Regions from separate parts of the Homo sapiens genome. Here region 1 is linked to region 2. Evidence: chromatin loops called from intact Hi-C (ENCODE). Cell type or tissue: dorsolateral prefrontal cortex. All regions are shown on one strand. Each heading gives the region's core, and the rest is flanking DNA. Links, peaks and the distances in the headings are about the cores only.

The links. Hi-C counts contacts between places; a loop is a spot of excess contacts. Peaks named below come from ENCODE experiments on the same cell type or tissue, not always from the same donor. Only the 100,000 strongest peaks of a DNase experiment are listed, where the experiment ranks them.
Region 1: it touches region 2 in a loop (4-fold over the local background); 62 of 110 quality-filtered maps call a loop at or near these places.

What each region holds. Positions count from the first base shown.
Region 1 is chr17:81,952,000-81,966,467 of GRCh38, reverse strand. It overlaps NOTUM (notum, palmitoleoyl-protein carboxylesterase), which reads left to right and starts at 5,281. Exons shown (of 11, transcript NM_178493.6): 1 at 5,281-5,881; 2 at 6,776-6,828; 3 at 6,902-6,997; 4 at 7,473-7,533; 5 at 8,075-8,133; 6 at 8,560-8,662; 7 at 9,394-9,585; 8 at 9,718-9,818; 9 at 10,924-11,071; 10 at 12,165-12,212; 11 at 13,201-13,961. The coding sequence starts at 5,559. The coding sequence ends at 13,507. RefSeq lists silencers at 5,935-6,078, 6,345-6,424, 6,455-6,794 and enhancers at 6,008-6,570, 6,571-7,133, 8,817-9,400, 9,401-9,985. In dorsolateral prefrontal cortex, for the core only: a CTCF peak has its summit at 6,616 (motif pointing left); a DNase peak (open chromatin) is centred at 6,617; H3K4me3 peaks cover 1,316 bases; H3K27me3 peaks cover 1,961 bases.
Region 2 is chr17:82,146,959-82,161,426 of GRCh38, reverse strand. It overlaps CCDC57 (coiled-coil domain containing 57), which reads left to right. Exons shown (of 19, transcript NM_001394669.1): 14 at 3,479-3,679; 15 at 9,654-9,867. Among named protein-coding and RNA genes, the nearest start is that of FASN, 56 kb to the right of the region's middle. RefSeq lists enhancers at 1,040-1,334, 11,559-11,618. In dorsolateral prefrontal cortex, for the core only: CTCF peaks have their summits at 7,157 and 7,367 (motif pointing right); a DNase peak (open chromatin) is centred at 7,376.

The DNA.
Region 1 (14,468 bases), core at 5,271-7,770, 190 kb after region 2:
CAGAAGCCCCGGCGCCACCTGAATGGGAGCCTGGGGAACCCTGTATGGTCCTCCCTGAACAGGACAGTGGGGATGGGGCAGGGCCAGGGAAGCAGAGAAGGGCACACCCTGTGAGGGACACCACACGCAACCATGCAGCCTGGGATGGGCACTGTGGTGCTCTCGTCGCCAGGCCCCCATGTCTGCCCTCGCAGTCAACCTTGGTCCCTGGGGGATCGCCTGCAATCCCACGACGCCTGGGCAGCATAACTGTCATTTATCACATGGTCATCGCCGGAGACGCCGAGCGGAGCCCCCAAACATCCTGCACCTTTGATGTTCACGCGGACTCTGTGAGGCAGGTGCTGTTCTCATCCCGTTTTACAGACGAGGAACCTGAGACGCAACTGCAGGCCCCGCAGCAGCCGGTACTTGGCTGTCCTAACCCATCCGCTCTGGTGCAGACAAAGTGGATATCTGTCTAACATGCAAAAGGAGGGTTCTGAAACACCCTACCTGCCAGGAAGGTTTCTAGAGAGGAGCCGGCCCACTCCACCCCAAGCTGGCCACTCCGCTCACGGGGCCTCAGGCCTCATCCCCGCCACCTGGTGCCCTGTGCCCAGCCTGATCGTTGTTGGTCTTACCCACTGATTCTTTTAGATGGAAGCGGGATCTTGCTGTGCTGCCCAGGCTGGTCTCGAACCCCTGGGCTCAAGCAATCCTTCTTCCAGGACTTCCCAAAGTGCTGGGATTACAGGCGTGAGCCACCGTGCCCAGTCAGAACTAACTACTTTAAAATATCAGGGTGGGTGCCATGGCTCATGCCTGTAATCCCAGCACTTTGGGAGGCCAAGGCAGGTGGATCACCTGAGGTCAGGAGTTCGAGATCAGCCTAACATGGTGAAACCCCGTCTCTACTTAATACAAAAAAAAAAAAAAATTAGCTGAGCCTGGTGGCGCATGTCTGTAATTCCAGTTACTCAGGAGTCTGAGGCAGGAGAATCGCTTGAACCCGGGAGGGAGAGGTTGCAGTGAGCTGAGATCGAGCCATTGCACTCCAGTCTGGGCAACAAGAGTAAAACTCCATCTCAAAAAAAAAAAAAAAAAAATCTAATCACATGACAGAGTACATTCAGAAAATTGTGCAACCATTACCACAATCCATTTTAGAACATTTTAATCACCCCAAAAAGAAACCCCGTACCAGCTGGGCACAGTGGCTCACGCCTATAATCCCAGCACTTTGGGAGGCCGAGGTGGGTGGATCACCTGAGGTCAGAGACCAGCTGATCAACATGGTGAAACCCCATGTCTACTAAAAATACAAAAATTAGCTGGGCATGGTGGTGCACACCTGTAATCCCAGCTATGTAGGAGAATTGTTGGAGCCTTAGAGTCGGAAGTTGCAGCGAGCCGAGATCACATCACTGCATTCCAGCCTGGGTGACAGAGCAAGATTCTGTCTTACAAAAAAACAAAAGAAAAAAAGAAATCCTGTACCCATTAGTAATCACTCCCTGTTTCTCTCCATCTCCTGGAAACCACCAGCGGACTTTCTATCTCTATGAAGTTGCCTCTTCTGGACACTCGAAATGAATGGACTCATACCGCATGTGCCCTTCAGTGTCCAGTTCATGTCACTTGGCTGATATTCTCAAGATTCACCCACAGTGCAGCATATGTCAGAACTTCGTTTGTTTTACGGCTAGAATATATTCCGTTGTATGGCTGTGTTCCATTGTGTTTACCCACTCATCTGCTGATGGACTTTGGGGCTGTTTTCCGCCTTTTGGCTACTGTGACTAGTCCTGCTGTGAACATTCATGAGCCAGTTTTTGTTTGAACACTTGTCTTCAATTCTCTGGGTGTATCCCTGGGAGTGGGCCTGCTGGGTCACGTGTTTTGTGTAACATACTGAGGAGCCACCAAACCGTTTTCCATGGTGAGGGACGTGGCCACTGCACTGTCCATCCCCACAGCGATGCTCTGGGGCTTCTGTGTCACCGCGGCTGCACCCACGCTTGTTAGTTTCTGTGTTTTGATCGTGGTCATCTTAGTGGGCATGAGGTAGCATCTGACCCATTACTGATGGACCTGGGTCCCCCTTTCTTATACCTGTCAGGGCCAGGTTGGTCCCATCTTGATGCAGGTGGCCTGGAAGCAAAGGCCCAGCACCTGCTGGCCCATAGGACCCGCCACGGGAGCTGCTGCCAGGCTCTGGGTGCTCAAAACTCCGGGTGGGGAGTCCCAGGTGCAGAGGATAAAGCTGTCCCAGGGGCTGGGGAAGTGTGAGGACAGAGCCAGTCGGTGTGAGTCAAGAGGAGGACATGGGTGTGAGCAGCTGCTGAGCCTCGGGAGCCCCGTCCCCGGCCGTAGGACTGCAGCCTTGTCAGTCATCCGGTCACGGCAAGGGGCTTCGGAGGAGAGGGGAATGGGGGGAGGTGGAGGAAGGGCAGAGGTTCTGGGGAAGTCTTGGGTTTGAGCCTCTTCTGGCGTCTGCTACCAGTGTTGAATAAACCAAAATGTGAACTCATTTCGGTTCAACATGCAGGCTCCATCGCATTACAGGAGACGTCAGAAACTGTAACGCACATGGTCTTCTCCCGTCCTGGAATTTTCATCGGTGATCATGACTGCCACCCCTACCGCGCAATTTCACAAGTGGGCTCTTATAATCCCACAACAGCCCTCTGACAGAGGCACTGTTATCACCCCGCTTTAAAGGAGAGGAAGCGGCGGGGCACCGTGGCTCACACCTGTAATCGCAGCACTTCGGGAGGCCAAGGTGGGCGGATCACGAGGTCAGGAGACTGAGACCATCCTGGCTAACACGGTGAAACCCCGTCTCTACTAAAAATACAAAAAAGTTAGGCAGGCGTGATGGGACACGCCTGTAGTCCCAGCTACTCGGGAAACTGAGGCAGGAGAATTGCTGGAACCCGAAAGGCAGAGGTTGCAGTGAGCCGAGATCACGTCATGCTCTCTAGCCTGGGTGACAGAGCAAGACTCTGTCTCAAAAAGATAAATAAATAAATAAATGAGAGGAAGCACAGGCATAAGGAAAGGTCACAGGCCTTCCCTGGGATGTCCATACTGCACCAGGAGATGGCTCAGAGCCAGGGCGGTGTGAAGATCAACCCTGTGCAGCCAGCTGGAAGATGCCATCACGCTCCGGACTTGGAATAACAGGTGCCCGGCGGGAGAGGCCTCCTCCGGACAGGTTCCTGCTGGACGCTGAAATCTGCCCTGGGTCAGCCTTCCCCGCCGGGGTGTGGGTGGGAGAACGCCTCAGGATGGGACCTGCGTCTGAAGCTACTGCCCTTGGCCAGCCCCACACTTGGCTTTTAAACTGACCCGACGGCGGAGGGACAGCAGGGGGGATTTCTGAGTGAGCAGAGAGCTAAGGGTGAGCCTCAGCTCTTCTGTTAGTGTCCCTGAACCTCAGTTCCCCTCGTCAGGAAAATGCTGCAACCTGCCCTGTGGGGAGAGGGACCTGAGTTTGTGACAGCCTGCCTCCCTCTGAGAATGTCCCCAGGTTAGGCTGACCTCCAGGGCACCCCAGCCTGATCTTAGGCCTTGTGGTTTACACTGGGGTGCCTTACACCCATCGAATGCGCGGGGCAACAGCTCCCAGCGTTTGGTCTCTCTGTTTCACAAGAGCCCAGGTAACTCGGCTGTCTGCGGGTGCAGGCGGCGCTGGGACTTTCTCCCTAAGCTCCTCACTCAGCCCGGGGCTGGCAAGGAGGACGTCCACATGGCCCCGGCCGGCGGCTCGGGGGCATCCTGGCTGCAGGCACCGCCCTGCGCCTCTGCTCTCCTGCCCCACGTGGTGCCGTAGGCTCCCCACTGTCCTGAATTAGGAGGGGCTCTGGAAGCTCTGCTTGTGTCTAGATCGTTGTCCTGAAATGTAAGACCTGGTTGTCCTGAAACGTAAGACCTGTTTCCTATTTTTAAAATGGGTGTCATGGCGCCCAGCAGGCTTCAGACCGGAGGGTGAAGGAGAAAGTCTGCCCGGCCCCGCTGGCCCTGCGTATGTCCTTTCCTTTCTTTTGTCCATCCCACCCGCGCTCACCCCAGCAGGAAACCTCCTGAACCCCTCCTGTCCACCCTGCTCCAGTACTGATTTCCCACAGGAACCTTGTTCTAACCCCACTGCCCAGAGCCTCGGGAGTGGACAGGGGTGCTCTCCAAGGTGAAGCATGGGGCAGGTGCCCTTCGTGGCATGAAGGGCCGCAAGCAGAGGCCTAGCGGGCAGCCACTGGACCCTTGGCCTCCTCCCCCAGTGGCGGCTGGGGCAGGTTCTTGGGGGGTCCTCGGCATGGGGCCAGCAGCCAGGCTGGGGCGGGCGGAGATCCAGGACCTCACCTCTGGCCCCGCGATCTCCTTAAGTCGTAGCTGCTTCTCTGACCCCAGCGCCAGCAGGAGCGCCCCGGAACTGAGCGACTCCCCCGCGGCGCCTTGCTGGGGCGCGCGGTCCCTCCCGCAGGTCTCCGAGGGAGCCAGGACCTCGCGCCCCACCTGTCCGCTTCTCCAGGAGGCCCCGGCGCCACTGCTGCCGGGCCCTCGGCTGGAAGCCCTGTGTCCGCCGCCGCTTTGATCCCGGGGGGCCCTGCTGGATAAAAGTCCCTGGCGGCTCCGCGCCAGCGCCAGAGGGGGAGCGCAGCCGAGCCGGGCGCACCAGCGGGACGGCGCAGGGCCAGGGGCGCTGAGAGGACGGGGCCACTGGGCCGCCCGCGCTGGCCGCGGTGAGAGCGGGGCCCCAGGGCTGCGCGAGGTGGGGCGATGCGGGCCGGGGTCCGAATCCCCCACGGCCTGCTCTGGGCCTGGGCACTGGGGGATGAGAGGGACACTGGCGGCTCCAGGTGAGCGCGCCTGCCCCGCGCCCCCAGCCCGTCGGGCTCGGCCAGCTGCGCCGCGGGCGGAGTTCCCCGCCCCCCACCCCGGCAGGCGCGGAAAAGCCTCGCCCCTCCCCGTCGCCGCCGCCCCTTCCAGCTGCCCCGCGGGGGGGGGCGGCGGCGCCGGGCTGGCCGCGGTGAATGGAGCCGCCGGGGCCGCCCGGCCGCGCTGCCCCCCCACGGAGCCGGGCCGGGAGCGCCTCCGGCGGCCGCGGCGGGGTAGTCCAGGCCCCTCCGTCAGGCTTGCGGTTTGGGAAGAAAAGGCGATGCCTCCGCCAAGAAAAGAGCGAGCGCGGCCCCCTCCCCCCTCCGCCGAGCCCGGGCGGCGGCGGCGGCACATCTAACGCGCGGGCACCCGGGCCGCCGCGGCCCCCGCAAATAAGCCCAGCCTCGGCCCCCGCCGCTCATTGGCGCGGGCCGCAGCCAGCGCACCCAGACCCTGCGCTGCCCTCGGACGGCCGGGCGCGGAGCCCCAGCTGCGGAGGCCGACGGCACCCGGCCCCGAGCGCCTCGACGCCGAGCCGCGCGCGCCTTCTCCGCCAGGCCCGGCGGGCGGGAGCGGGGGCGAGGGAGCAGGAGCGGCCAGTGCCCCCGACACCCCCGGCCCGGCACCCCCGGCCCGGCATCCCCCGCCGCCGCCGCCGCCGCCTCAAGGCCGCCCGCTCCCCGCAGGTGGACGCGGCCATGGGCCGAGGGGTGCGCGTGCTGCTGCTGCTGAGCCTGCTGCACTGCGCCGGGGGCAGCGAGGGCAGGAAGACCTGGCGGCGCCGGGGTCAGCAGCCGCCTCCTCCCCCGCGGACCGAGGCGGCGCCGGCGGCCGGACAGCCCGTGGAGAGCTTCCCGCTGGACTTCACGGCCGTGGAGGGTAACATGGACAGCTTCATGGCGCAAGTCAAGAGCCTGGCGCAGTCCCTGTACCCCTGCTCCGCGCAGCAGCTCAACGAGGACCTGCGCCTGCACCTCCTACTCAACACCTCGGTGACCTGCAACGACGGCAGCCCCGCCGGGTAAGGCCCGCGCCCTGCACCTCCCCGCCCCGCCCGACGCGCCCGGTCTCCGGCTGGACCTTCCCTGCGGGCCGCGGCCGTTCTCTCCCCGGGGAGAAAGGGCTTCCGTCGGGCGCCCCGCGGTCCTGGCCCCGAGGAGTGCCCGGTTCGGTGACTCTCCGCGTGGGGAGCGGAGCGGCGCTGGAAGGGCTGGTCCCCGGCCAGCTCGGGCACTGACCCCTCGGCCTCTGGGCCCAGCCGCTCTGCTGGCGTCCTTCGGTCCCGGGGCGGGGAGATGGCAGCCCGAGAGCGCGCCTGGCTCCAGCGGGAACCGGCGACACCGGGGGGCGGGGAGAGGCCCGCTGCCCACCTCCTTGCAGCCCCGAAGTAGATAAAAGACGTGAGGTCGGGGGTCGGGGAGCGGCGGGGCCGCCCACGCGCTCAACAGGCCGAGGACAGCCGGGGACAGCGGGAGACTTGGGCGTGGGGTCGGGGCTCGGCAGGAAGGCTCCCCCGCCGGGTCGGTGCCGCCCGCGCCTCCCGCGCTCCCCGCGGCGTCCCGTTCCCCCGCCAAGCGCGCTCCTTCAGTGCGGACGCGTTTCACGCTTCAAGCGCCGCCGCGCGCCCCGGGAGGACCGCCGCCCGCGCCGAGGTGACAGCGGGACCCGCGCCGGGCGGAACGTGGGGATTTTCCACGGACCACAGCCCCGCGCGGCCCGTTCCCCGCCCCGCGAGCGCCACCTCCCGGGACCGCCGCCGTCCCTGAGCTCCCCGTGGGCCTGGCCGAGGGCGCCCCCGTGCGACCGTCGCGCGCGGCCGGAACAGGTGGCGCGTTCCCTCCGCCGGAGCTGGGCGCGCGGGGCGCGGCGGGTCGGCAGCCCTGGCCGACCCCCCGCGGTGCGTCCTCCCCCGCAGCTACTACCTGAAGGAGTCCAGGGGCAGCCGGCGGTGGCTCCTCTTCCTGGAAGGTGCGTCCAGGGCTGAGGCGGGGGGAGGCCGGGGGTCTGTGCGCGCGGGCCTGAGCGGCGGTCGTGTCCGCAGGCGGCTGGTACTGCTTCAACCGCGAGAACTGCGACTCCAGATACGACACCATGCGGCGCCTCATGAGCTCCCGGGACTGGCCGCGCACTCGCACAGGTCAGCGGCGGGCCCTGGGGAAGGCGTCTCGACGTGAGGCCCGGGAGGAAGCCGCGCCCGCCTCCTGGAGCCCCAGCCAGGCCCCCACCCCGCACATCATGCCCAGCCTGGCGCCCGGGTTTACTAAGAGCAAGGGGCGCCCTTCACTCTTGCCTTTTGGGGCCCATTCCACATTAGCATTCAGGCGCTTACCCAGCGGCTCTGGCCCTCCCCAGGGTCAAAGCAGGGCAAGGGGTTGAAGTCAAGGTCAGACCTGGTGTCCAGCCTAGCCGGGCACCGTGGCCATGGTGGCTTCCCGGGGGTAACTAAACCCAACTGTCCTCCACTTTCCCGGCAACCTTGGTTCGGGCTAGCAACACCAGCACACCTCCCTTCCTGGGGCCAAGTAGGAGCCCCAACACCTCACCAGGGTTCCCAGACCCGACCCTACACAGCCTCCTCCCGCTAGAAAGACCCACCGCCTCTGTGTCCCCAGGCACAGGGATCCTGTCCTCACAGCCGGAGGAGAACCCCTACTGGTGGAACGCAAACATGGTGTAAGGGGGCACAGGGTCTTGCCTGGGAGTCCTGCCTGGAGGGTGGTTCTTCCCGGGGGGTCCTTCCTTGGGAAGTCATATTCTGAAATGGTCTTTCCTGGGGGTCCTGTTCTGGATGGTTCTTTTGGGGAGGTCCTGTCCTAGAGGGGTTCTGGAGGTGTTTCTTTCGTGGTGGGGAGGAGGTCCTGTCCTGGGATGGTCCTTCCTGGTGGGGAGGGGTCTATCCTGAGATGGTCCTTCCTGGCAGGGTCCTCTCCTGGGATGGTCCTTCCAGGGGGATCCTGTCCTGGGATGGTCCTTCTTTCCTGGGGGGTCCTGTCCTGAGTTGGTCTTTCCTGGAAAGGGTCCTGTCCTGGGTTGGTTCTTCCTGAGGAGTATTACGCTGGAGGTCTTTCTTGAGGGGAAGTTCTATCCTGGGATGGTCCTTCCAGGGGAATCCTGTCCTGGGATGGTCTTTTCTGAGGGTCCTGTTCTGGGGGTCCTTTCTGGAGGCTGCCGGGCGGCAGGCGCTGTGACAGGCTCACTCTGTTCTGTGTTGCAGCTTCATCCCCTACTGCTCCAGTGATGTTTGGAGCGGGGCTTCATCCAAGTCTGAGAAGAGTGAGTCTCGGCCTTCCCAGGGCATGGCAGGGCAGGGACGGGGCCGGATGGCAGGGCAGGGAGGAGGCAGGACGGCAGGGCAGGGATGAGGCGGGACGGCAGGGGTTCTGGGGAAAAGCTGACTCTCAGCCTTGTCGTGCTTTCAAAGCCCTTGACAGTATGTCCCAGGGTGCCTGCCCCATGCTCCCACTGCCTGCTTGTCCACAACTGTAGGAGGTCCTTATTTCTGAATATTCCCTGGGGAGGAGGCCCCAGCATGGCCTGGTGCACCCGCCTTCCTCCAGTCCACCCAAGCCCCTGACCCCTTCTCAGAAGATTCCTCCCAGTCCCCCAGTGGGGCAAGAACTTCTCTGCCAGCCATTCTGGGGTAGGAGGTGGTTCTCTCTGTCCAGGCCCCTACCTGAGGCCACCCCCTCCCTCTTGCAGACGAGTACGCCTTCATGGGCGCCCTCATCATCCAGGAGGTGGTGCGGGAGCTTCTGGGCAGAGGGCTGAGCGGGGCCAAGGTGCTGCTGCTGGCCGGGAGCAGGTGGGCAGGGCGGGGCAGGGCTGGAGGTGAGGGGTGAGGACGGTGTGCAGGGTGCATGGAAGGGGTGTGGGGTGGGGTTGTATGAGAGGCGAGGATGGAGTGGAGCCTGTGCAGATCTTGGCAGGTGGCTAGGAGGGTGAGAGGCTGGAGCTGGGAGAACCCGCATCATTGGAGACGTCTCTGAGGCCTGGCTTCAGAGTGCTGGGTAACCAGACACTGTCCAGAGGATGCTTCTGGACGCCATGGTTGTTGGATATAGGGGAAGGTTTGGGCTGCAGGGACCTAAGTCGTTGGTTAGGGGTTGGCCATGGACTAATGCTCCTTCTCCAGGGCCCGGTAGATGAGGATCACCCCTGTGGGTTCCTGTATCCCAGCAGGCATACAGGAGACCAGGAGACAAATGGGGAATAGATGATGGGGCCTGAGGCCACATAGTTTATCTTCATTTTCAGATAAGGAACCTGAGGTAAAGAGACAGAGAGAGGAAGGGGAGGAGGAAGGGGAGAGCCTGGCTGTGTCAGGGAAATGTGGCCTGCCAGCCTGAGCCCTGGCCTGCTCTGGAGGGGACGGCCATGGGTCTTGCACGTGAACAGAGAATGCAGAATGCATCCGCAGTTCAGAACGCATCAGGACTCCTGCCCCCCTCGGGGCACGGGCTGACGCTGAGCAGACTCGGGGGAGGTGAGTGCCTCTTCCCAGCCACCTGGCCTCACGTCTGGCCCTCCTTGCAGCGCGGGGGGCACCGGGGTGCTCCTGAATGTGGACCGTGTGGCTGAGCAGCTGGAGAAGCTGGGCTACCCAGCCATCCAGGTGCGAGGCCTGGCTGACTCCGGCTGGTTCCTGGACAACAAGCAGTATCGCCACACAGACTGCGTCGACACGATCACGTGCGCGCCCACGGAGGCCATCCGCCGTGGCATCAGGTGCCGCAGCGGGGAGGGCCCGTCCTCGTGCTGCAGCTTTGCCCCAGAAGGGCCTGGGTGGAGTGGCATCTGTGGGTGGGGAGCCCCGGGGGACGAGACCCACGGCAGCCTAACCTGTGGCTGTGGCTCCAGGTACTGGAACGGGGTGGTCCCGGAGCGCTGCCGACGCCAGTTCCAGGAGGGCGAGGAGTGGAACTGCTTCTTTGGCTACAAGGTCTACCCGACCCTGCGCTGTGAGTGGGCGGCAGAGCGGAGCACACAGGGCAGCAGGGGTGGCCACACTTCCTTGCTTCTGAAAATCCAGCGTGGACTCCAGTCTTCTGGGCTGGGCTTGGAGACCACGGCCCTGGTCCAGGGAGGAGTCCGGCTGTGTACCAGGGAGGAGGCCGGCTGTGTACCAGGGAGGAGGCCGGCTGTGTACCAGGGAGGAGGCCGGCTGTGTGCCAGGGGGCCTAGTCGCTGCGGCATGCCTGGGACTTGCCTGCCCTCAGCACTGACACCCCTCAGTCCCAGGCAAAGTGGGACAGGTGGTCACCCTGCCTATACCGGTGGCTAGTGTGCTTTGGAGCTCATCCCCATGCTGCCCCTCCCTGCTGCAGGGTCCTGGGCTAGTTCCTCCCCAGCCCCACGCTCTGAGGAATGGTGAGGTTATATGCAAGGGCATCATCACCATATTTAGGTGAAAGTGGAGTCGCTGAGAACCAGGCCAAGGTCATGGAGGGGTTAAACAGAGCCCGTCTTCAAGGAAAGGCAGTTTATTGATTTAGTTGTTGATTTAGTTATTGATTTAGTTATGAAGCTGTGGATTATAAAAAGGCTGGTTTGAAAGAAGGAAGCCACATTCTGTGGGGGCCTATGACTGACACCCCTGGGGAGAGTTGGGCCAAGGCTAGCTGGCCTGTGAGCCTCAGCAGCACTGCAGGGGGCCTGGGAGGGTGCTGAGCTCTGCCTGGGGTCGGGGGCAGCAGCGGGGACCTGGGGGTGCTGAGCTCTGAGCCTGGGATAGGGGGCACTGCAGGGGCCTGGGGGGTGCTGAGCTCTGAGCCTGGGATGGGGGGCACTGCAGGGGCCTGGGGGTGCTGAGCTCTGAGCCTGGGGTGGGGGACACTGCAGGGGCCTGGGGGTGCTGAACTCTGAGCCTGGGGTGGGGGGCACTGCAGGGGCCTGGGGGTGCTGAGCTCTGAGCCTGGGGTGGGGGGCACTGCAGGGGCCTGGGGGTGCTGAGCTCTGAGCCTGGGGTGGGGGCACTGCAGGGGCCTGGGGGTGCTGAGCTGTGAGCCTGGGGTGGGGGCAGCAGCGGGGGTCAGGGGAGGCCGAACTGAGCCCCGCCGCCCGCAGGCCCTGTGTTCGTGGTGCAGTGGCTGTTTGACGAGGCACAGCTGACGGTGGACAACGTGCACCTGACGGGGCAGCCGGTGCAGGAGGGCCTGCGGCTGTACATCCAGAACCTCGGCCGCGAGCTGCGCCACACACTCAAGGACGTGCCGTGAGTGTGTGGGCCCCGGGAGCCCCACGCCGGGTAGCTCCCTCCTTATTTAAAAATAGAGGTCCTGAGAAAACAAAAGAAGAAAAACCAGAACAAAAAAAAATAGAGGTCTTGTAGGCCGGGCGCAGTGACTCACACCTATAATCCCAGCACTTTGGGAGGCCCATGCAGGTGGATCACCTGAGGTCAGGAGTGCGAGACCAGCCTGGCCAACATGGCAAAACCCTATCTCCACAAAATATGCAAAAAATTAGTCCGGTGTAGTGGCAGGCGCCTGTAATCCCAGCTACTCAAGAGGCTGAGGCAGGAGAATCACTTGAACTGGGAGGTGGAGGTTGCAGTGAGCTGAGATTGTGCCACTGCACTCCAGCCTGGGTGACGGAGTAAGACTCTGTCTCAAAAAATACATATATAGAGAGAGAGAGAAAGAGAGAGAGGAGAGAGAGAGAGAGAGAGAGAGAGAGATCGAGATCGGTCTTGGGCCTGGCACACTGGCTCACGCCTATAATCCCACCCCTTTGGGAGGCCGAGGCAGCAGGATTGCTGGAGGCCAGGAGTCTAAGACCAGCCAGGGCAACATGGTGAAACCGTGTCTCTACTGCACATACAGAAATTATCCAGGCATGGTGGCATCACCTGTAATCCCAGCTACTCAGGAGGCTGAGGCAGGAGGATCCCTTGAGCCCAGGAGTTCAAGGTTACAGTGAGCTAACCTTGCCTGTGGGAGGCAAGCAAGCTTCGATTGTACCACTACACTCCAGCTGGGGCGATAGAGCCAGACCCCGACTCAAAATAAAATGAAAATAGAGTTCTAGATAGTAGCAGAATATTTGCCTGTCTAGGGCAGCCTCTTGCCATCACCTGGGAGGGCCTGCCTGGAAGAGGTGGACTCTGAGCAGGGATTTGAGGCACAAAGCGATAAGGGTCAGCCGGGAGCTGGCCAACTAGGGGGAGGCCCGGGCCAGAGGAACAGCTGGCAGCCATAGCAACAGGAAGGGGTGATGGCCAGGCGGGGGACAGCTCTAGGGGAGTGGGGGTGGAAAAGGGGCTGAGGGGGTAAGGAGCTCACAAGCCACTGTCTCCTCTCCAACAGGGCCAGCTTTGCCCCCGCCTGCCTCTCCCATGAGATCATCATCCGGAGGTCAGTGTCCCTGCTCCGGGCAGCTTGCGTCCATGACATCAACTTCAAAAGTCCACATGCTCCCCAACCGCACTTGGCCTCCCATGGGCCTCTTCTTGGCGCTTCTAGGGGTGGGATTTCCTTATAGGGGTGCCAGAGCCACTTGTACCAACAGCTGTATGGCAAGAATTAAGACTCAGGCTGGGTGCGGTGGCTCACGCCTGTAATCCCAGCACTTTGGGAGGTTGAGGCAGGTGGATCACCTGAGGTCAGGAGTTCGACACCAGCCTGGCCAATATAGTGAAACCCTGTCTCTAGTAAAAATACAATTAGCTGGGCGTGGTGGCGGGTGCCTGTAATCCAGCTACTCCGGAGGCTGAGGCAGGAGAATCGCTTGAACCTGGGAGACAGAGGTTATGGTGAGTCGAGATTGCAACATTGCACTCCATCCTGGGGGCAACAAGAGTGAAACTCCATCTCAAAAAAAAAAGAAAAAAAAAAAAAGACTCAGGCTGAGCAGTGGCTCACACCTGTAATCCCAGCTACTCAGGAGGCTGAGGTGGGAGGATCACTTGAACTCAGGAGGTTGAGGCTGCAGTGAGCAGTGATCACACCACTGCATTCTAGCCTGACAGGCAGAGGGAGACCTTGTCTCAAAAAACAAAACAAAACAAAAAAACCCAGGCTAGATACGGTGGCTCACGCCTGTTATCTCAGCACTTTGGGAGGCCAATGGGGGCAGATCACCTGACGTCAGTTCGAGACCAGCTTGGCCAACATAGTGAAACCCCATCTCTACTGAAAATACAAAAAATTAGCCAGTCTCGGTGGCACACGCCTGTAATCCCAGCTACTCGGGAGGCTGAGGCAGGAGAATCGCTTGAACCCGGGAGGCGGAGGCTGCAGTGAGCCGAGATCCTGCCATGGCTGGTCTCAAAAAAAAAAACAGCTGCCTCAGTGTTGATGCCACTCCGCACATGTGACCCCCTCCCCCGGTTTTCCTCTGCAGCCACTGGACGGATGTCCAGGTGAAGGGGACGTCGCTGCCCCGAGCACTGCACTGCTGGGACAGGAGCCTCCATGACAGCCACAAGGCCAGCAAGACCCCCCTCAAGGGCTGCCCCGTCCACCTGGTGGACAGCTGCCCCTGGCCCCACTGCAACCCCTCATGCCCCACCGTCCGAGACCAGTTCACGGGGCAAGAGATGAACGTGGCCCAGTTCCTCATGCACATGGGCTTCGACATGCAGACGGTGGCCCAGCCGCAGGGACTGGAGCCCAGTGAGCTGCTGGGGATGCTGAGCAACGGAAGCTAGGCAGACTGTCTGGAGGAGGAGCCGGCACTGAGGGGCCCAGACACCCGCTGCCCCAGTGCCACCTCACCCCCCACCAGCAGGCCCTCCCGTCTCTTCGGGACAGGGCCCCAGCCGTCCCCCCTGTCTGGGTCTGCCCACTGCCCTCCTGCCCCGGCTTTCCCTGCCCCTCTCCCACAGCCCAGCCAGAGACAAGGGACCTGCTGTCATCCCCATCTGTGGCCTGGGGGTCCTTCCTGACAACGAGGGGGTAGCCAGAAGAGAAGCACTGGATTCCTCAGTCCACCAGCTCAGACAGCACCCACCGGCCCCACCCATCAAGCCCTTTTATATTATTTTATAAAGTGACTTTTTTATTACTTTAATTTTTTAAAAAAAGGAAAATAAGAATATATGATGAATGATATTGTTTTGTAACTTTTTAAAAATGATTTTAAAGAGACAAAAAAGAACCTCACCCTGCCCGCGTGTTTATTTGCTTCACACTTCCCCTCCTCCTCTCCCTCCCCTCCCTCCTCTCCCTCCCTTCCTCCTCTCCCTCCCCTCCTCCTCTCCCTCCCCTCCTCCTCTCCCTCCCCTCCTCCTCTCCCTCCCCTCCTCCTCTCCCTCCCCTCCCTCCTCTCCCTCCCTCTCTCCCCTCCTCTCCCTCCCCCACCTCCCCTCCCCAGCCCCACAGCAGCAGGGAGACAAAGGGAGGGGCCGTGGGGACTCTCCAACTCTGACCCCTTCTTGGATGCACAGACTCAGAGCAGGGTCTTCTGGAGGGGCCCTGCTTCCCTTCAACCCTTCTGCAGATACCCACTTCCCAGGGCGGATGGCACCAGCTGCGTTTCTTTTTACTTATTCATTTATTTAGAGACAGGATCTCATCGTGTTGCCCAGACTGGAGTGCAGTGGCACAATCACAGCTCACTGCAGCCTTGAACTCCGGGGCTCAAGCAATTTCCCCACTTTGGCCTCCTGA
Region 2 (14,468 bases), core at 5,853-8,352:
AGAGTTCAGTTCTCCTGGGTGTACACCTGGGAGCGGAATTGCTCTGTCAGACGGTCACCCTGTGTTGAACCCTTTGAGGAGCCACCGTGCTGTTTTCCCCAGACATTAACTCTGTGTTTAACCCTCTGAGGAGCCACCGCACTGTTTTCCCCAGCAGCCACACGATTTTACCTCCACCAGCACTGTGTGAGGGTTCCGGTTCCCCCATCCCCACCAACACTAGCTGTTTTCTGGCTGTGATGCTAGGCATCCTGGTGGGAGTGAAGTGGGGCCTCGCTGTGGTTTTGATTTGCATTTTCCTGATGACTCCTGGTGTCGAGCATCGTCTCATGTGCGTCTTGGTCAGCCATTTGAGCCATTTGTCTTCTTTGGAGAAACATCCGTGTGGATCCCTTGCCCAGTTTTAATTGGGTTGTCTTTTTATTTGAGTTGTAAGAATTCTTTTTATATTCCAGATACAAGTCCCTTATTAGATATATGATTTGCTACATTTTTCTCCCATTCTGTGGTTTGTCTTTTCACTTTCTCTTTTTTTTTTTTTTTTTTTTTTTTTGAGACAGAGTCTTGCTGTGTCGCCCAGGCTGGAGTGCAATGGCGTGATCTCGGCTGACTGCAACCTCCGCCTCCCGGGTTCAAGGAATTCTCCTGCCTCAGCCTCCCAAGTAGCTGGGATTACAGGCATGAGCCACCACGCCTGCTAATTTTTGTATTTTTGGTAGAGATGGGGTTTTACCATGTTGGCCAGGCTGGTATCGAACTCCTCACCTCAGGTGATCTTCCCACCTCTGCCTCCCAAAGTGCTAGGATTACAGGTATGAGCCACTGCACCTGGCCTGTCTGCCTCCCAAAGTGCTGGGATTACAGGTATGAGCCACTGCACCTGGCCTGTCTGCCTCCCAAAGTGCTGGCATTACAGGTATGAGCCACTGCACCTGGCCTGTGTGCCTCCCAAAGTGCTGGGATTACAGGTATGAGCCACTGCACCTGGCCTGTCTGCCTCCCAAAGTGCTGAGATTACAGGTATGAGCCACTGCACCTGGCCTGTCTGCCTCCCAAAGTGCTGGCATTACAGGTATGAGTCACTGCACCTGGCCTGTCTTTTCACTTTCCTGATGGTGTCCTTTGAAGGACACCGAATGTTTCCAGTTTTGATCCAGTCCTGTTGATCATGTCTCCTGTTGCTTGTGCTTCTGAGTCATGCTGTCCTCATCCTGTTGCTTTTATTCCTTGTGAGGCGACATAACAAGGGAACTTCCACATGTCCTCTCGCATTGTAAATACATAAACCACGCCTTCCCTGCAGCCTCTGCTTCTTCTCTAACGCAGAACATCTCTCTAGAAACAAAGTATTCCAGATTTCCCATCTGCCCAGGGAGTGCACAGTGCTCCAGAAATTGGATGCTTTTTTTTTTTAATCTTCCTAAGATGTTTGATGGATTGATTGAAAATGGCAAATATGGCCAGGCGAGGTGGCTCACGCCTGTAATCCCAGCACCTTGGGAGTCCAAGATGGGCAGATCACCAGGTCAGGAGATTGAGACCATCTTGGCCAACATGATGAACTCTGTGTCTACTAAAATACAAAAGATGAGCCGGGTGTGGTGGTGCGTGCCTGTAATCCCAGCTACTCGGGAGGCTGAGGCAAGGCAATTGCTTGAACCCGGGAGGCGGAGGTTGCAGTGAGCTGAGATCGCGCTACTGCACTCCAGCCTGGGCGACAGAGCAAGACTCCGTCTCAAAAAAAAAAAAAAAGAAAATGACAAATATAAATTGTATATCTCTATGGTATGCGACATGATGTTTTGAAACATGCCCACACTGGAAGGGCTAAATGAGGCTAATTAACATGTGCGTTACCCTCATACCTCTCATTTTCTGCTGATGCCTAACGCCTCGCCTTGATTGGAAGTGTGTCCTTGTTGTTGCAATGGAGAGGAACTTGGCCACTTTTCCATTTCTGTCGAGGCAGTTGAAGATCCATGTACACGTGAGGGGCTCCAGTCGAGGGAGTTGAAGATCCATGTGCCCGTGAAGGGGCTCCAGATCCCCGATGCTTTGCAGTTGCTGTTTCCCCCATTTCCCGCACAAATGCTACAGACAAGAAATAAACATTTAAATACAGCTTTTAGGCTGGGCACGGTGGTACACACCTGTAATCTCAACACTTTGGGAGTCTGAGGCAGGAAGATCACTTGAGCCCAGGAGTTTGAGACCAGCCTGGGCAACATAGGGAGACCTTGTCCCTACAAAAACTAAACAAGGCTGGGCACGGTGGTGCATGCCTGTAATCCCCACACTTTGGAATGGTGAGGTGGGAGGATTATTTGAGCTCAGCAGTTTGAAATCAGCCTGGGCAACACAGCAAGACCCCATCTGTAATAAAAACTGAAATAATTAGCCAAGCATGGTGGTGCGTCTGTAGTCCCAGCTACTCAGGAGGCTGAGGATTACTTGAGCCCAGTGGGAGGGTTGCTTGAGCCCAGATGGTTGAGGCTGCGGCGAGCCACGATCGCGCCACTCTGCCCCAGCTTGGGCGAAGAGCAAGACCCTGTCTCTAAAAATAGAAATAGGCTGGATGCGGTGGCTCACACGTGTAATCCCAACACTTTGGGAGGCTGAGGCAGAAGGATCGCTTGAGCCCAGGAGTTTGAGACCAGCCTAAGCAACCAACTAAGATGCCGTCTGAATAAAATAAGTAAATAAATAAAAATTAATACAAGCTTTTTTTTTTTTTTTTTTGAAATGGAGTCTCGCTCTGTCGCCCAGGCTGGAGTACACTGGCGCGATCTTGGCTCACTGCAAGCTCCACCTCCCGGGTTCATGCCATTCTCCTGCCTCAGCCTCCCAAGTAGCTGGGACCACAGGCACCCACCGCCATGCCCGGCTAATTTTTTTTATTTTTTAGTAGAGATGGGGTTTCACCATGTTGGCCAGGATGGTCTCGATCTCCTGACCTCGTGATCCACCCTCCTCGGCCTCCCAAGGCACTGGGATTATAGGCGTGAGCCACCGCACCCAGCCTATCCACCTGCCTTTCAATAGCCTCAGCCCTCCGACTTCCTGGCCTGTTTACCTCTGGCCTCCCCATGTCTGCCCCCTTTGATTAGCAGAAAAGAAAAATCAACACCTCCTACCGGTTACTTGCAATTCTGGAGGCCTTTGTTTCTCCCTGGGAGGAGGCTCAGGAAGGGGTTTCGAGGCGCTCTGCCTCAGTCCATGCACGGATTCTCCCCACCAGCCTAGGAGTCCAGAGCAGGGCACAGGGGAACTGCCAGGGCCAGCTGGGCGGGGCAGGAGGAGCAGTGGCCGTGGTTGGGGGCAGAGGGCTGAGGGCAGTTGCATCCAGCTGGGGAGGAGGCCCTGACCCCGGGCTCCCCGTTCTTTCCCGGCACTCACAGCGCTTCCTGTCAGTGCCCAGGGGCCTGCTCCAGCCCAGCCACTGCCTCATTCCTCACACTGCCTTTGAAATGACCCCTAGGTGCTGCGGGAACCCCTGGAGCCGGCCGCTCTCCAGCGTGAGCTTCCCCGTGAGGTGGACCAGGTACACCTGGAGGTTTTGGAGCTGCGGAAGCAGGTGGCTGAGCTGGGGAAGCATCTCAGGATAGCCCAGCACGGGGGAGCGGAGCCTTCAGGCAGGAAGCAGCCCCCAGCCTCGGACGCCGTGGCCCTTGGGAGAGAGGTGGGTGCCCGCTAGCTCCTCCTGCCACCCGCCGAGGTTCCTGCCACAGAAACCGTCCTTGCCTGTGCTCTGCCAGCGTTGCTGTCTGTATGCCCTGGGAGCTCAGGTGGGACGAGGGCTGCAGTGAAGGCCGTGCCTGGAAGTGGGCCCTGCTCCACCCCCTCTCCCCATTCCTCCGCCTTCTTCCTCCACACGCCTCCTCTTCTCCTGGTCCTTCACCTTGATGCCCCGTTGGTGGGGGGCGGGACGGGCCCATCCCAGTCCTCCCTTCAGCTAACAGCATCTTGTGTTGGAAACGCACACACTGAAGGTGGCTCATGTTTGCTTTAATGCAGGGCCTTGACGGCCTGCTGAGGGGGCGTCTGCGTGCACAGCCATGCCTGCCCCATGCCTAGCGTTGGGCCCTCCCTGCGTGGGGAGGGGCCCACATGGCCCTCACTGCTGCGTTCAGAGCCACACAGCTGCTCCAGGCCATGGCACTCCTATCCTGGTTTTGGTCAGGCCCTTGGCCCCGAGGGAGTGACCCCCAACTCCATGGCTGGGTTTGAGCCACAGCTCTGAGCTGTGGAGACGACCCCAGGTCCTGATTCTGCAGCTTGGCAGAGCCGACCAGCAGGGCCCCCTTCTTCCTACCTAAGGCCAGAGGGAAAGGCTGTGAAGGACAGGCTGCCCGGCCTCCCTGACTTCGTACCCTAGACTGTTGGTAACTGGGATAACTGTAGTGACCTATGACCTGTGGTAACCTATAGTTACCAATAGTGACCTATGAATCCACAGAAGGTTTTGGGGACAGTAGATGATGTCTGGAAAGCACAAAGTGGAAGACAGCGTGGATCCCCAGGGCACCGTGCTTGGGGAGCAGATCCCCAGGGACTCAGGCTGGAATAGAGTGGACTGAGGAAGATGCGGCCGTGGCTGTCTCAGGCTCCAGGACAGTGAGGAGCAGGCCAGAGCTGCCTTGGCATGGGATGGGCAAGACCATAAGGATGCCTCAGGGGTACAACAGGGCAGGTATGGGAAGGCCGAGGGAGCCTGAGGCCCTAGCAGGTGCTCAGCCAGTGCGCACAGGAAGGGCTGAGCTGGTCGGTAAGATATTGAGCTGCACCTGCCCCTGTACCTGTTGGTAAGGAGGTCTTGTCCTCAGGGGTCTCCAGCACCCTAGCCCTCCTGGGCTCCCAGTCCAGCCACTCCAGGGTGGCTCCTGCCCGGTGGGGGCTGTGGCCCTTGGGCCAGCTGGCAGCACAGCCAGGGGTAAGCATGTCTGTACCCCCACACATCTCCCACCCACCTGAGCGCCATGTGTTCCCGGACACGGGCGGGCGCCTCCTTGGGCAGCAAGGGGCCCCAGGAGCTCTCACTGTTGGCCCTTGCGTAGTTCACTGTCTTCCCACTTGTTTAGAATGAAGGGGCAAGAATTTATACAAATAAGCAGAATTTTTTCTTTCTTTTTTTTTTTTGAGACAGAGTCTCACACTGTCGCCCAATCTGGAGTGCACTGGCGCTATCTTGGCTCACTGCAACCTCCTCCTCCCGGGTTCAAGCAATTCTCCCGCCTCAGCCCCCTGAGTAGCTGGGATTACAGGTGCACCACGCCCGGCCAATTTTTGTGTTTTCAGTAGAGACAGGGTTTCACCATGTTGGCCAGGCTGGTCTCAAACTCCTGGTTTCAAGTGATCTGCCTGCCTCAGTCCCCCAAAGTGGTGGGATTACAGGTGGGATTATAGGCACAGTGGCCCACTGTGCCTGGCCCAAATAAGCAGAATTTTAAATTGAGAGATGAAGCCACCTGCAGCCCAATCCCAGTTATTGGAGCTAAGGCACAGGCGGGGCATACACTCCAGGCTCTGTGTCTACATGCATGGAGGCGACAGTCGGGCTCCAGGCTCCTCCTGGGTCTGAGCATCCTGTGGCCGGGCTCTCCACCCAGGCGAGGCCCACCTGGGCTCTGTCCTCTGCCAAGCAGCATGGCTGAGCTCCTGGAGACGAGGGCGGGCCCAGGTCCTTGCTGCTTGCTGCTGGGAAAGGAGCCCAGACGGAGAAGGGGCCATGTTGGGGCTGGACCCTCAGGTAGAGGATCAATGTGTCCGTTATGTTGGGTATAGAGAGAAGTGGGTAGAGCTGCATGTGCATCTGATCCCAGCTCTGTCCTGAGAGGGCCCACAGCCCGGACTCAGCCACAGCAGATGCCAGTTCCACAGTTCCAGGCGCTAGTTCCATGGTTCCTGCCCTGCTCACAGGAGCCCGGGCTCTAGCATGGAGGCAGGTTCGGAAGGCACAGGAAGCAGCTGAAAGGGGTCCCCAAGGACCAGAACTAGGCCAATAGGCAGTGACGTTGAAGACCACAATCCACTGACTCAACCAGGAAATCATGGGTCCAGGCTGATAGCAATGGACAGATCGGTCAGGGGAACGGGGCACTCTTCCACGCGAGAGTGCCAGCCAAGGAACGCGACAGGAACGGCGCGCCGGGCGACCACGGATGGGTGCTGAACCAGAGGGATTCCCATCAGACGGATGCGAAGCAGCATCTCCCCACACGTGACTTCTTATTTCCAAGGGAAATGCTGGCTTTCCAGTGGAGCAGCCTGTTTGACCCCAGCTGACCCGAGTGATCAGAGCTCCCATCGCCAGTGCTGGGATGCGCCCGTGTCACGCGCCTCTGGGCGGGTCGCACTGAGACGGCACAGACTCGCGCTCGGGGTCCCTGCCAAAAATGCAGAACCTGAGCTTATGCATGAGGAGACCTCAGGCAAGCCCAAACAGAGGGACATCTGCAGATGAGCGGGTCTAGATGCTTGGCGAGTGCCCAAACATGGAAGCTGGGGAGCCACTCCAGTTAGGAGACCTGGGAGACCCCATGTAGAAATGCCAGGTGGGACCCTGGACCCTGCACAGGAGAGACAGCGTCAGGGCATCATCTGTAGAAACGCCACGTGGGACCCTGGGCTCTGTACAGGAGAGACGGGCATCAAGTCATCATCCGTAGAAACGCCACGTGGGACCCTGGACCCTGCACAGGAGAGACGGCGTCAGGGCATCATCCGTAGAAACACCACGTGGGACCCTGGACCCTGCACAGGAGAGACGGTGTCAGGGCATCATCTGTAGAAACACCATGTGGGACCATGGACCCTGCACAGGAGAGACAGTGTAGAAATGCCACGTGGGACCCTGGACCCTGCACAGGAGAGATGGCGTCAGGGCGTTATCTGGACGGTTGGTGACATTTGCACACGGGCCACGGACCAGGTCACGTATTGTGTACACCCACCCAAGTACTGAGGTGTGACGCGGCACTGCGTCTCCAGCCTACCTCCTGTAGTGCAGGAAGCCAGTGCAGGGTGGGTGAGGAAGTGCACAGGGGTCCAGGGACTGTCCCACAGCACTCCTGACGAAAGCTGGTCCCCTTCCACGGCCCTAGCCAAGGAGCCAGGTCTGCAAAGCTGGGACCAGGTGTGTGCGGAGGCACGTGTTCCCACTTCTCCCATGGCAGAGGGAGAGCCTGTGGACAACAGTGGGGCACTCTGCTCCCAGGCAGGTCCCACTGGGCTGAGCCGCACAGCCTGGCTTTGGGCTTCCCTGACTGCACCACCCACATCAGCTGCCTCTAGCCCTTAAAATACAAAACTTCCCCCAGTCACTGGCCGCCAGGGCTGAGTTGGGGGATGTGTTACATCCCTGGGTCCACTGGGGGGCAGTGTTGGCCATGGTGTTGGTGCTGGCTCTGCCGAGAGGCGTTGGAGTGGCTGTGTGGGGCGGTGAGCGCCGGCCCAGCCTGATGGAACCCACTGTACCAGGCCCAGGCCTCAGCCTCTGAGAAGGACTTCCCTGTGTCACTCACTCATACATGTCCTCAGGACGTGAAGACATTTCAGCAGACCAAAGTTTCCTTCGAATTTTCTTCGAATCGTCCAGATACTTGGAGACATCTCCTCCTCACCTGTGGGGTGCTGGGGCAGTCCTAGGCGTGGGGGCAGATGGGTGGACAGCTGCTGCTGCCCTGCTGGGGGTGGGCAGCCCTTGGAGCACACAGTGGTGAAGACATTCCTGAATATGTCTCAGGCTGTAGAAATCTTATTTTGTGGAAAGATTTTAGAGAATCATCAAAATAAACTTTTACCAAATAACATTTTACCAGAAACTGAATCCGAGAGAAGTAGAATCGTTCACTCCCTGCCCCCCAGGTCACTGTGTGCAGAATCACGTGACTAGGACATGGGCCCTGTGATCCATGCCCTCCTTCCTTTGCCTGTGGGGTCAACAGCAAGAAGGCCCCTCAGTGCCCCTCAAGCCTGGCACCAGCCGCAGGGCCTGGTGTAACTTTGCAGGGAGAGGGGACTGCTTTTGAAGACGGAATTTTCTCTTAAATCTCTAAGTGTTTTGAGGTTTGCAAAATCTGTTTTCGGGATTGTTCTTTCTTCAGTTAAAATAACAAAATAACCCAGTGTGTTCCTGTAGAGGATCCAGGGTTTTAGAACCGGACTTGCGAGTCTCACCTGCCTGGCCCCTCTCCCCCAGCCCCAGGCCATCTGCAATCTGTTTTACCAGCACAGGCCTCCCTTCCTCTCCCTCTGCCTTGGCCTCTCCCACACCCAAGAGCCCATTCCTGTCTATTCTCCCAGGGTGGTGAGTGAGCCTCTGCACCACACTTGCCAAGGGTGCTCACGGAGCAGGCATGAGGCCCGCTTACTGGAGGAAGCGAGTCTGGACTCGGGCTCAGGCCTGTGGCGAGCCTTCATGGGGGCTGCCCTGCACCCGTCCTCAGCTGGGGCCTGCGGCACCATAGAACTTTCTCTGTCCAAGAGGAAAGCAGACATCTCTCCCCTTCGATGTGTCATCCCCCGCGGCCCCCGAGCGTCCCACATGAACCTGCGGCACATGCCCGGAGGCACTGCATACAGTGGCTGCACCCCAGGCCATCCAAAGAACAGCAGCACCTGGAAGGCAGCAGCACCTGCCAGCCCTGGAAAGGCACACCAGGAAGCTGGCGGGGACAGGGTGTGCTGGCCTGTTCCAGGAACTCGGAGCTCATGTGGCCAGGGCCAGGTGCAGCCTGGCTCCTTACAGGGGCCAGGAGTGGCACGGGAGAAGTAGGTCGTCGGCTCCCGTCTTGCCAGGGCCTGGACACTACTGCTTTTTCCTGTGCCCCCATTTTTGGTCCAGGCATCCCTTTGTGTTGGGATTGCACTCTGTAGCACTGGAATGATGTGGGCTGCAAGTCCAGGTTGGGCTGAGTGAGGACAACACAGTGCTTCCCAGGGGCTCAGATCTAGGGTTGACCCAGGCTTGGGGTGCTAAGGGGGAGCCCAGCCAGCTCCTGCCCCTGTGTCGGCCTCCTCCCTCTCCACTGCCTTTGTGCTCCCCCTGCACCTGCTTCAGGAGGGAAGCCACAGCCGGCCTGCAGGGTGGTTGTGGGGTGTCCAGCTGGCAGGTAGAGAAAGGAGGGACCCCAAGGAGTGGAGGAGGGCCAAGCCACGCTGGCGGGAGCTGTCCTCCTGGGTCCTGGGCACTGCTAGAGGCCACAGCCTTCTCTCTGCTCTCCCTGGGCCGCCTTCCTGGGTCCTGGGCACTGCTGGAGGCCACAGCCTTCTCTCTGCTCTCCCTGGGGAGCTGCTGTGCTGGTTGGGTGTCCTCAGATTCTCCTTGTGTTCACTTGAAAGACACAAAGGCATAGATGACCAGAAGGCAGGGATGGCGGGGAGGAGGCGGAGGGCTGTGAGGGCCTGGGAGATCTGGGGGCCACCCTGGCCTGGGAGATCTGTGGGCCTTTATTCTATTTGTGGAAGAGAAGGAACCCACTGAAGCACTGGGAGCAGCGACTCTTTTTGTCTTTCTTTTGGAAGGATGTCACCCAGTGACAGCCAGCAGTGCCCACCCTGGAAGAGCAGGTGAAGAGGCTCCTTGGGTGGGCACCCCTGGCGTCCTCCCATGAGGGCAGCCTCACAGGGGTGTCTGCCTGTGAGTTTTGTTACAGGGCCTCACCAAGAGAGGGCCTATGGAGGCCGAGGACCAGGGGGAGCTTTTCCTGCACCTCCGGTCAGTGGCACGTGCCCCCCAGACCTTATCTATGCACCGACTCCAGAGAAAGCTGAAGGAGGCAGCCAGAAAAATCATCAGCCTCCGCCTGGAGAAAGAGCAGCTCATCGAGATGGGGAACAGGCTCCGTGCAGAGCTGGGCCGACCCGAAAGTGAGTCCGGGAAGTGGAGGCCATGGCCTGAGTGTGGGTCAGGTTCTGGGTGTGCACCTGGTTCTGGGTGTGCGCCAGGTTCTGGATGTGGGTCAGATTCTGGGGGTGCACCAGGTTCTGGATGTGGGTCAGATTCTGGGGGTGCGCCAGGTTCTGGGTGTGGGTCAGGTTCTGGGTGTGTGCCAGGTTCTGGGTGTGTGCCAGGTTCTGGGTGTGCACCTGGTTCTGGGTGTGCATCTGGTTCTGGGTGCGGGTCAGGTTCTGGGTATGCGCCTGGTTCTGGGTGCGGGTCAGGTTCTGGGTGTGTGCCAGGTTCTGGGTGTGTGCCAGGTTCTGGGTGTGGGTCAGGTTCTGGATGTGCGCCTGGTTCTGGGTGTGCGCCTGGTTCTGGGTGTGCGCCTGGTTCTAGGTGCGGGTCAGGTTCTGGGTGTGCGCCTGGTTCTGGGTGTGGGTCAGGTTCTGGGTGTGCACCAGGTTCTGAGTGTGCGCCTGGTTCTGGGTGCGGGTCAGGTTCTGGGTGTGCGCCAGGTTCTGGGTGTGTGCCAGGTTCTGGGTGTGTGCCTGGTTCTGGGTGTGTGCCTGGTTCTAGGTGCAGGTCAGGTTCTGGGTGTGCGCCTGGTTCTGGGTGTGCGCCTGGTTCTGGGTGCGGGTCAGGTTCTGGGTGTGGGTCAGGTTCTGGGTGTGCACCAGGTTCTGGGTGTGCGCCTGGTTCTGGGTGCGGGTCAGGTTCTGAGTGTGCGCCTGGTTCTGGGTGTGGGTCAGGTTCTGGGTGTGCACCAGGTTCTGAGTGTGCGCCTGGTTCTGGGTGCGGGTCAGGTTCTGGGTGTGTGCCAGGTTCTAGGTGTGCGCCTGGTTCTGAGTGTGTGCCTGGTTCTAGGTGCGGGTCAGGTTCTGGGTGTGCGCCTGGTTCTGGGTGTGCTCCTGGTTCTGGGTGTGCACCAGGTTCTGGGTGTGCGCTTGGTTCTGGGTGCGGGTCAGGTTCTGAGTGTGCGCCTGGTTCTGGGTGTGGGTCAGGTTCTGGATGTGCACCAGGTTCTGAGTGTGCGCCTGGTTCTGGGTGCGGGTCAGGTTCTGGGTGTGTGCCAGGTTCTGGGTGTGCGCCTGGTTCTGGGTGTGTGCCTGGTTCTAGGTGCGGGTCAGGTTCTGGGTGTGCGCCTGGTTCTGGGTGTGCGCCTGGTTCTGGGTGTGCACCAGGTTCTGGGTGTGCGCCTGGTTCTGGGTGCGGGTCAGGTTCTGAGTGTGCACCTGGTTCTGGGTGTGCACCAGGTTCTGGGTGTGCGCCTGGTTCTGGGTGCGGGTCAGGTTCTGAGTGTGCGCCTGGTTCTGGGTGTGCGCCTGGTTCTGGGTGTGCGCCTGGTTCTAGGTGCGGGTCAGGTTCTGGGTGTGCACCTGGTTCTGGGTGTGGGTCAGGTTCTGGGTGTGCGCCTGGTTCTGGGTGTGCGCCTGGTTCTGGGTGTGGGTCAGGTTCTGGGTGTGCACCAGGTTCTGAGTGTGTGCCTGGTTCTGGGTGGGGGTCACATTCTGGGTGTGTGCCAGGTTCTGGGTGTGCGCCTGGTTCTGGGTGTGCGCCTGGTTCTGGGTGCGGGTCAGGTTCTGAGTGTGCACCTGGTTCTGGATGTGCGCCAGGTTCTGGGTGTGGGCCTTGTTCTGGGTGTGTGCCTGGTTCTGGGTGTGCGCCAGGTTCTGGGTGTGCTCCTGGTTCCGGGTGTGCGCCAGGTTCTGGGTGTGCGCCTGGTTCTGGGTGTGGGTCAGGTTCCGGGTGTGCGCCTGGTTCTGGGTGCGGGCCAGGTTCTGGGTGTGCGCCTGGTTCTGGGTGCGGGTCAGGTTCTGGGTGTGCGCCTGGGGTCAGTGGGAGGGCTCTGGACGCAGCCTTCTCAGGAAGGCCCGAAGGAGCACAGAAGCCCCTCTTGTGAGCGGGGCCTGGTCGGAGGCCACTGCACAGAGCAGGACCTCATCTTAGCTGCGGGCGCTCTGGGGACCCACTTCGCTGGCAGCATTTGTGAGAACAACACCGCAGGTTAGCAAAGCAGCCGGCATTTCTGTGCGGCTCTGTGGTGAGCAGCGAAGATGGCCGCAGACTTCTCCAGGTAAAGGCAGCAGTGTCTCCTGACTGAGGTGGAGGCTGGGCATCTTGGACACAGACACCGGAGCTGACTTCCTAAGAAAGGCAAGGGGCACTGGCTTTATGACTGAGTGTTTCAGTGAGTCATCCATCTGTTCCTCCATGCATCCACCCACCTACCTATCCATCCATCTATCCAACCACCCATCCATCTATCCATCCATTCACCCACCCCCCCCATCCATCCATCCATCCATCTACCCATCTACCCACCCACCCATCCATTCATCCACCCACTCATCCATCCGCCATCCACCCACCCATCCATCCACCCACCTATTTATTCATCCACCCATCCATCCATCCATCCATCCATGCAACCACTTATCCCATCTACCCATCCATCCATCTACCCACCCACCCATCCATCCATCCACCCACCCAACCATCCGTCCACCCACCCATCCATCCATCTACCATCCATCCACCACCCATCCATTCATCCATCTACCCATCTACCCACCCACCCATACATCCATCCATCTACCATCCACCCACCCACCCATCCATCCACCCACCTATCTGTTCATCCATCCATCCATCCAACCATCCAACCACTTATCCCACCCACCCATCCATCTGTCCATCCACCCATCTACCCACCCACCCATCCATCCACCCACCCACCCATCCATCCATCTACCATCTATCCACCCACCTATCTTTCCATCCATCCATCCACCCACCCATTCACCCACCCACCCATCCATGTATCCATCCACCCATCCGTCTGCCCACCCACCCAACCATCCATCCATCTACCCATCCACCCACTCATTCATCTATTCACCCACCCACCCATCCATCTATCCATCTACTCACCCACCCATCCATCTATCCATCTACCATCCACCCACCCATCCATCCACCCACCTATCTATCCATCCATCCATCCACCCACCCATTCATCCATTCACCCACCCACCCATCCATGTATCCACCCACCCATCCATCCACCCACCCACCCACCCAACCATCCATCCATCTACCCATCCACTCACCCATCCATCCACCCACCTATCCATCCATCCATCCACCCACCCATTCATCCATTCACCCACCCACCCATCCACCCATCCATCCACCCACCTATCCATCCATCCATCCATCCACCCACCCATTTATCCATTCACCCACCCATCCATGTATCCATCCACCCATCCATCCATCTACCATCCATCCATCCATCCATCTACCCATCTACCCACCCACCCATCCATCCATCCATCTACCATCCACGCACCCATCTATCCACCCACCTATCTATTCATCCATCCATCCATCCATCCATCCATCCATCCATCCATCCATCTAACCATCCAACCACTTATCCCACCCACCCATCCATCCATCCACCCATCTACCCACCCATCCATCCATCCACCCACCCACCCATCCATCTACCATCCATCCACCCACCTATCTATCCATCCATCCATCCACCCACCCATTCATCCATTCACCCACCCATCCAACCATCCATCCATCTACCCATCCACCCACCCACCCATCCATCTACCATCCATCCACCCACCTATCTATCCATCCATCCATCCACCCACCCATTCATCCATTCACCCACCCATCCAACCATCCATCCATCTACCCATCCACCCACCCATTCATCTATTCACCCACCCACCCACCCATCCATCTATCCATCTACGCACCAACCCATCCATCCATCCATCTACCATCCACCCACCCATCCATCCACCCACCTATCTATCCATCCATCCATCCACCCACCCATTCATCCATTCACCCACCCACCCTTCCATGTATCCATCCACCCATCCATCCACCCACCCGCCCAATCATCCATCCATCTATCCATCCACCCACCCATCCATCCATCCATTCGTACACCCACCCACCCATCCATCTATTAATGTATCCATCCATCCGTCCACCCACCCATCTATCCATCCACCTACCCACACACTCACCTGTCCATCCGTCCATACACCTATCCATCTATCCATCCAACCACTTATCCCACTTATCTATCCATCCATTCACCCACCCATCCATCTGTTCATCTATCCACCCATGTATCCAATTAGCCACTCTCACTCATCCACCAACCCACCCATCCATCTATCCATCCGCCCATCCATCCACCCACCCACCCACCCATTCATCCATCCATTCATCTATCTTTGCATCCACCCATCCATTCATCCATCTATCCATTCATCCATCCATCCATCCACCTACCCATGCACCCACCTATCCATCCATTTATCCAACCACTTATCCCACCCACCTATCCATCCTTTCACTCACCCATCCACCCATCCATCCAATCATCCAGTCACTCATCCACCTACCATCCATATATCCATCCACCCATCCAGTAGAGGAGCCCCTGCTGAGTGCCAGATACTTTCTGCCTTCTTCAGTTCCTATGTCGCCAGGCCCAAATCTGGCTAAAGAGATGTTTCCTCGGCTGTGTGTGGTGGCTCACGCCTGTAAT